Linked DNA regions of Homo sapiens: region 2 is linked to region 1. A link is a contact called in ENCODE Hi-C or POLR2A ChIA-PET data. All regions are on one chromosome and are shown on one strand. The core of a region is the stretch at or near the end of the contact, and the rest is flanking DNA. Distances in the headings are between cores, read along the strand shown. Region 1 has its middle 82 kb from the start of LINC00906. Region 2 holds the start of LINC00906 (long intergenic non-protein coding RNA 906).

What was found. A loop is a pair of places that touch in the nucleus more often than their neighbours do. ChIA-PET counts read pairs that join two places held with the same protein, here RNA polymerase II (POLR2A). Pooled maps may share reads with other maps.
Region 2: a map of cardiac septum shows a loop between it and region 1 (7-fold over the local background). The contact joins the promoter of LINC00906 here to the enhancer-like site in region 1. A Hi-C loop is called at or near these places in 1 of 168 maps with a recorded cell type or tissue (cardiac septum) and 4 of 50 pooled maps. POLR2A ChIA-PET finds 5 or more read pairs at or near these places in 1 of 52 experiments (WTC11).

The regions. Positions count from the first base shown.
Region 1 is chr19:28,881,407-28,884,920 of GRCh38, forward strand. No RefSeq gene overlaps it. Among named protein-coding and RNA genes, the nearest start is that of LINC00906, 82 kb to the right of the region's middle. RefSeq lists enhancers at 1-161, 162-911, 1,662-2,411. Within about 2 kb of position 1,650, at least 5 of the 41 ENCODE cell types and tissues checked have a DNase peak (open chromatin) inside an H3K27ac peak, as active enhancers do.
Region 2 is chr19:28,963,121-28,966,634 of GRCh38, forward strand. It overlaps LINC00906 (long intergenic non-protein coding RNA 906), which reads left to right and starts at 2,011. Exons shown (of 2, transcript NR_027318.2): 1 at 2,011-2,235; 2 at 2,810-3,514.

The DNA.
Region 1 (3,514 bases), core at 400-2,899:
GCCCCCATTTTTTTCTTGTGCAAGATCCAAGAGCCCTCTCTTGGGGTCTGGATTGAAACCCCTTTCCAGTAACAAAACCACAGTGGCCCTGATTTTCTTAGAGAGAGTTCCTGAGAGTTCATAAGAAAAGATTTGAGTTCTGATTGTATCCAGATCAACCAGCCTGACCTGGACATGTTGACAATTGTCGGTGCCATTACAGGAAAGTCTCCATCCAGGAGAGGTGGGGGACAGGGCCGGTGCCCATTTGCCTTCTAAGCAAATGCGTCAGAGACTGTTCTAATAGGGAAAGAAAGTATAACTAATGAAATTAAATTCAGGGAAAGAAGATGAGCTCTACTAATGATTAATGTTCAACTTAATAGATCAGCAAGACATGCTGAGTTGAGAAGCTGCCCAGAGGGTTCCAGCCCACTGCCCAAGCACAGGAGGAACAATGAGAGGAGCGACTTCCGCTCCCCGCACCCGCGGCTTGTCTCTGGGGAAACACAGTTATTAATTGCTCTAAAATGTCAGTCACTTTGCTTCAAAGTAGCCACTTCCCCGGCTGCTTTCTGATCTCCCCCTTGAAAATGACTTCCAGTGTGGACATTGACTCTAGCTTGTGTTTAAAACAGAATTTGGGGCTGGGCTTAGTGGCTTATGCCTGTAATCCCAGCACTTTGGAAGGCCAAGGTGGCCGGGTCACCTGAGGTCAGGAGTTCGAGACCAGCCTGGCCAACATGGTAAAACCTCATCTCTACTAAAAATACAAAAATTAGCTGGACATGGTAGTAAGCACCTGTAATCCCAGCTACTCAGGAGGCTGAGGCAGAAGAATCGGTTGAACCCAGCAGGTGGAGGTGGCAATGAACCAAGATCACGCCACTGCACTCCAGCCTGGGTGACAGAGCGAGACTCTGTCTCAAGAAACGAATTTGGGGGCTACCTAACCTATCAATGCACTAGGCTTTTACATCTTTTTTTCTTTTAAAGACAAGAGTCCCACTCTGTGGCCCAGACTGGAGTGCAGTGGTGCAATCATGACTCACCACAGCCTCCATTTCTTGGACTCAAGTGATCCTCCTGCCTCAGCCTCCCAAGTAGCTGGGACCACAGGCCCAACACCATGCCTACCTGAAACAAGCTTTTTACAAAGTGACAAATCAGCTCAGTTCAATACATGTGGGTGGGATCCTGCTGTTCTGCTGCCCTGCCCCTGTGGCTGCAACCTCAGAAGGCAAATACCCACAGGGAACAGACGCGCCCAGAACAGTGTGAGGCAGGGTCCGCGGGGGCTTCCAAAGAAGAAGACAGAGAGCTAGAAGGGGCCTCAGCTGAGGCAGTGCCCGTGGGCCAATGGTGGCCGCACTGTCTTCCTGGAGGGACAGGCCCTGGGCTCAGAGCAATGTGCCAGCTGGGGCTGGGATTTTCTACTCTCTCTTTTCCAGGCACCAGTGGCAGATAGGAAAGGACCACTCCCCCAGGGTTCCCCTTTGGGACACATGGCCTCCTTCCCTCTCCATCCCTTCCTCCTGGGGTTTCATGGAGCCCCGACTGTGTGCTGGGCCCTGCGGCAGCTAAGGTCACCAGGCTCCAGGCCCTGCTCTTGCAAGAGATCCAGACAAGCTGCCTGGGAAGTGAACAGTGGGAAGCCACACACCAGGAGAACTGGAGCAGGCAGGCGTCACGGTGCGGTGTGGGGAGGGGTGGACATCTGTATGACAACAAAATCCTCCCTCTGTTTTGAATCTCGCTGTATTGAACTCTGCAGTCTTTAAAATAATGTAATCTCTAGGACTCTGCAGCTTCCCAAATCCTATTGACCTGTGATTTGGATAAGAACTGATCTCATTTGTGTCTGAATGAATGAATGTTGTCTGTGCAAGCAGCTGACTTCAGGGCTAGGCTGGTCTCCAGCATCATAAGAGCAAAGGCATGCTTTGTGGTTACAGATTGGCACTGGAGCGGCCCTCCCTCCCTCTCTTTTGGGGACCTCGAGGGTCCAGGGGCGAGGGGAGCCGTGCCAGCAGCCTGCCTCAGTGTGTGTTCTCTGAGCACCTCGTGACCTTGCTGGGAGTGTGTCTGATCAGCCGCTTCCCTTGTGACCAAATATTTGGTCATGGCAGCAGGAGAGAATTCCATCAGTGGACAGCTCTATTTTTAAGGCTCTGGCTTTGTTTTCTCTTTCCTGAGAGGCAGTCCCTGCAGCAGGCTTGAGCCTCTCTCACTGACAGCCTGCCTCGCATAATGTTAAGCAGGCATCGGACACTTGCTGGAAGGCAGGGAATTGCAATGAAAGAGCACGGAGGTGAGAAGCTGTGCTCCTTGGGGTGAAGGCAGCTTCTGTGCTCCTGGGATCTACTGTTAAGCCAGGGTGACGCCAGCTTGCATGCTACCGGAGGGGTAAGTGTGTGTGTTTGCGTGTGTGTGCACGCATATTCTAAGATGACAGCATCCTGTCTGCCTATCACTGCCTGAAGCACCCCTTTCTCCAACCCCACTAATCAGCTCATTCGCTCACCTTCCCCTATGAATGTATCTCTTTGCCCACCCCTTTGCCTGGGACAACCTGTCAATTTCCAGCCCTCCTCTCTTTCCTTCTCTTTTCTGCAAAACCTCGTGGGATGCCACATGAGTCTGTTTTGTGTTGCCATAAAGAAATATCTGAGACTGGGCAATTTATCAAAAAAATGTATAATTGGCCATGGTTCTGCAGGGTGTACAGTAAGCGTGGTGCCCTCATCTGCTTCTGGGGAGGCCTCAGGAAGCTTTTACTCATGGCAGAAGGGAAGTAAAGCCGGCATCTCACAGAGCGAAACAGGGAGCAAGAGAGGTGCCTGGCTCTTTTATTTTATTATTTATTGTATTTTTTGTGTGATTATTTTTAACTTTTATTTTAGGATCAAGGGCACATGTGCAAGTTAGTTATATAGGTAAACTGTGTGTCATGGAGGTTCGATGTACAGATTATTTCAGATAATGGGCATAGTACTCTGTAGACATTTTTCCTGATCCTCTCTCTCCTCCCACCTTCCACCCTCAAGCAGGCCTCGGTGTCTGTTGTTCCCCTCTTTGTGCCCATTGGTTCTTATCATTTAGCTCCCATTTATAAAGAAGAACATGCGGGACTTGGTTTTCTATTTCTGCATTAATTCACATTGGATAAAGGCCTCCAGCTCCATCCATGTTCCTGCAAAAGACATGATCTCATTTTTTATGGCTGCATAATATTCTATGGTGCATATGTACCACATTTTCTTTATTCAGTCTACTGTTGATGGGCACCTGGGTTGATTCCATGTCTTTGCTGTTGTGAATAGTGCTGCAGTGAACATATGTGTGCATTTGTCTTTATGGTAGAGTGATTTATTTTCCTTTGGGAATTACCCAGTAATGGGATTTCTGGGTCAAATGGTAATTCTGTTTAAGTTCTTTGAGGAATTGTCACACTGCTTTCCACAATGGCTGAGTTAGGTCACCCTCCCACCAACAGTGTACAGGAATTCCCTTTTCCACGCAACCTTGCGCCAGG
Region 2 (3,514 bases), core at 761-3,260, 82 kb after region 1:
GGGGGCAGTTATCAGAAAGACCAAGGCAGGGTTCCAGGGTCAGGACTTTTAGCCACACCCCACAACCACTGGGAAGAGAAGAGATGCTGAGAGTTAAGTTCATCACCAATAGCCAATGATTTAATTAATCATGTCTATGTAATGAGGCTTCCATTAAAACCCAAAAGAACAAGGTTTGGAGAGCTTTGATAGCGGAACATGTGGAGGTTCCTGGAGGGCGGTGCGCTCAGGGAGAAAGTGGAAGCTCCACGCCTCTTCCCCACTACCTCGCCCTATGCATCTCTTTCTCTTTATTCTTTGCAATATCTTTTATAATAAACTGATAAACATAAGTGTTTCCCTGAGTTCTGTGAGCCACTCTAGCAAATTAATTGAACCCAAAAAGGGGGTTGTGGGAGCCCTGATTTATATAGCTAGTCATTCAGAAGTTCTGAAGGCCCGAACTTGCAACTGGTGACTGAAGGGTGCAGTGGTCCCCCTCACAGGCTCAGTGACTGAGCTCTTAACCCATGAGATCTAAACTGTCTCTAGGTAAACAGTGTTGAATGGGAGGAGGCCCAGCTCCTGTCCACTGCAGGCTTGATTACTTGCTCACTGGTGGGGAGAAATTCCCACACGTTTGGTCACAGAAATCTTCTGTGTTGATTATTGTGTGGAATGACAGCAGAGGAGAAACAGCTTGAGTTTTTCCACCTTCAACACCATGAAGAAAATTAAAAGGAAAGACCCAGTTCAGGAGAAAATATTCTTTAAACGTTCATTTGATAAGGAACTTGCCTTAAGAATATATGAAGAACTCTTAAAACTCAATTTAAAAAAAAAAACTTTGATTTAACTTTGATTTTTTTTTTTTTTTTTTTTTGAGATGAGGTCTTGCTCCATCTCCTAGGCTGGAGTGCAGTGGTGCGATCTCATGATCTCAGCTCACTGAAACCTCTGCCTCCTGGGTTCAAGCAATTATCCTCCTTCAGCCTCCTAAGGAGCTGGGACTACAGACACATGCCACCACGCCTGGCTAATTTTTGTGCTTTTAGTAGAGACAGGGTTTTGCCATGTTGCCTGGGCTGGTCTCAAACTCCTGTGCTCAGGTGATCCACCTGCCGCGGCCTCTCATAGTGCTGGGATTACAGGTGTGAGCCACCGTGCCCAGCCAAACTCTAATTTTTTTTTAATGAGCAATGGATTTGAATAGATACTTTACTAAGTAATATAATAAACAGCAAGTAAGCACATTAAAAAACCTACAATCAGATGATCTTCAATGGGTGAACAGATTATTAGCACATGATGGTACATCCATACCATGAAATCCTACTCACCAATAACAAGAAATGAATTATTGACAAATGCAGTAACTTGGATGAATCTCCAGGTAATTCTGCTAAGTGAGAAAAGCCAATCCCTAAAGGTCATAGACTATATAATTCCTTTTGTTCCATATTCATAAAATGACAAAATTATAGAAATGGAGAACAGATTGGTGGTTGCCAGGGATTGGGGACTTGTGGGCAGGAGTCAGGGAAGTGTGGCTATGAAAGGGCAGCAGGGGGGAGCCTTGTGTTAATGGACGTGTTTGGAATCTTGGCTGTGCTAATGTCAGCTTCCTGGCTGTGTATTGTACTATGGCTTTGTAATGTGGTACCATGGGGCGTAAGCAGGGTAAAGGGTGCACAGGACCTTTCTGTATTTATTTTCTAAAACTTCATGTGAATCTACAATTATCTTGAAATTAAAAATTTAATTAAAAAAAGCCTTGCACATAAAGGGGAAAACCAAAGCATGTGTAATACCTTCCCTATAGGCACACTTTCTCAGTGGAACCACAAAACTGATAGGGGAAAGTTTCGTTTTATGAGCATATTCCAGCTGACAAATGAAGAAGGTGCGATGAGACTAGACTATCCCCATTTGGAACCTTCTGTGAGGTGACAGATTATGATGTAATCATTGATGGCTGTTAACATCACACAATAAGGCCTTATGAAACTCACACAGCACCACCTCTAAAGCAGTCTTGTCACAAAATATTAAACCTGGACCTGATCAAGCATCTGGACTGGCTTATGGATATAGAGAAAATGTAGGGGATAGATGAGCACGGGAAATGTCTCCGTGGGGCAAAATTCACGAAATTCAGATTGTTGGACACTCTCCAGGACAAAAGGTCTAGATTCTTCAAAAACAACAACATCGAAAAAAAAAAACTGCCAGAAAGAAAAAATACAGAGGGAGAAGGTAAATTAAAAGAAACATAAGAGTTATACCCATCAATTACAATGAGTGGGTCTGTTTTGGCCCCAGGTTCAAACAAACTGTAAAAATTTTAAGAGCAGCCATATGACAATTGGGAAAATGTGAACACTGACCCCATGTTTGATGTTATTAAGGAATTATTAATATTTTAGGTGTAAAAAATTGTATTGTGGGTATAACTTTTTAAAATCAGGTATTTGTACCTCATTTGTACATTTGTACGTTTGTACATTGTACATTTTGTACAATTGTACAAAAACATTTGTATAGATACATACTGAAATATTTATAGATCAAATTATAAAAATCTGAATTGGCCATTCATCCATAATTGTTGAAGCTGGGTGATGAGAACATGGGGGGTCACTATACTATTCTCTCTACTTTTGCACATATTTGAAATCTGTAGTAAAATTTTTATTTTAGGAAACATAAACAAAGTAATTTAATATTCCCCATATTGGCCTCTGCAAAAATAATATCTCATATAACTTGGGGAGCTTGGAGCTTTTTATGCATGGCATAAAAATGACAATGTACATCCCTCTCCCTGCAGGACACAGAACACATTTATGAGTCTTTTCACCCTCATTTCGTTGAAGATTTTATTGGCCGAAGAACCCTCAGTAGGCACGAAATTCATTCTCACAAGCAGAGAGATGCATTATGCTCCATTTATTGCTCATCCTAAATTATAAACATTTCCAGTGAATGTAAAGGAAGATATGATTGAAAAGGACTCTGTGAAGACAGGATGTTTCTGTACAGTCCTTGTATCTGCTCACCTATTCCAAACTTTCCAGAGATTTTACCAGAGGTTTAAGATATTCTCCTGAGGGTTTGCTGTAGAGAGATTTTTCTTAACTAAGGAGTGCAAGTAGCAAGCAATAGCCCACCCAGTTGGAGACAAAAAAGAAGGGTGTCAGTGTTCCCACTGTTAAAAAACAAAAAAAAATCACCCTGGACACCTCTGAGAATTATACAAGGGGATGTACACAGCCCTGCTTTATTTGAGTTCAAAAGGAAGGTGGGTTTTGAAAGAAGAACAAGGAGAGTAGATCTCTCTGGATCTTCTGATGCTCACAGCAAAGAGCTCAAGGTATCTGAGTCAACTCTTGAGGCTTCTTCGAACAGAGGGATGAAGAGAGAATATGGCAAGCTTGCCAACAGATCCCAGAAGTTTTAAGAGAAAAGAACAGATTGCTCTTTGCAAAACAAACCGAGCTGGGTGCATGGAGCCCCAGTAGACAGAAAGTGAAGA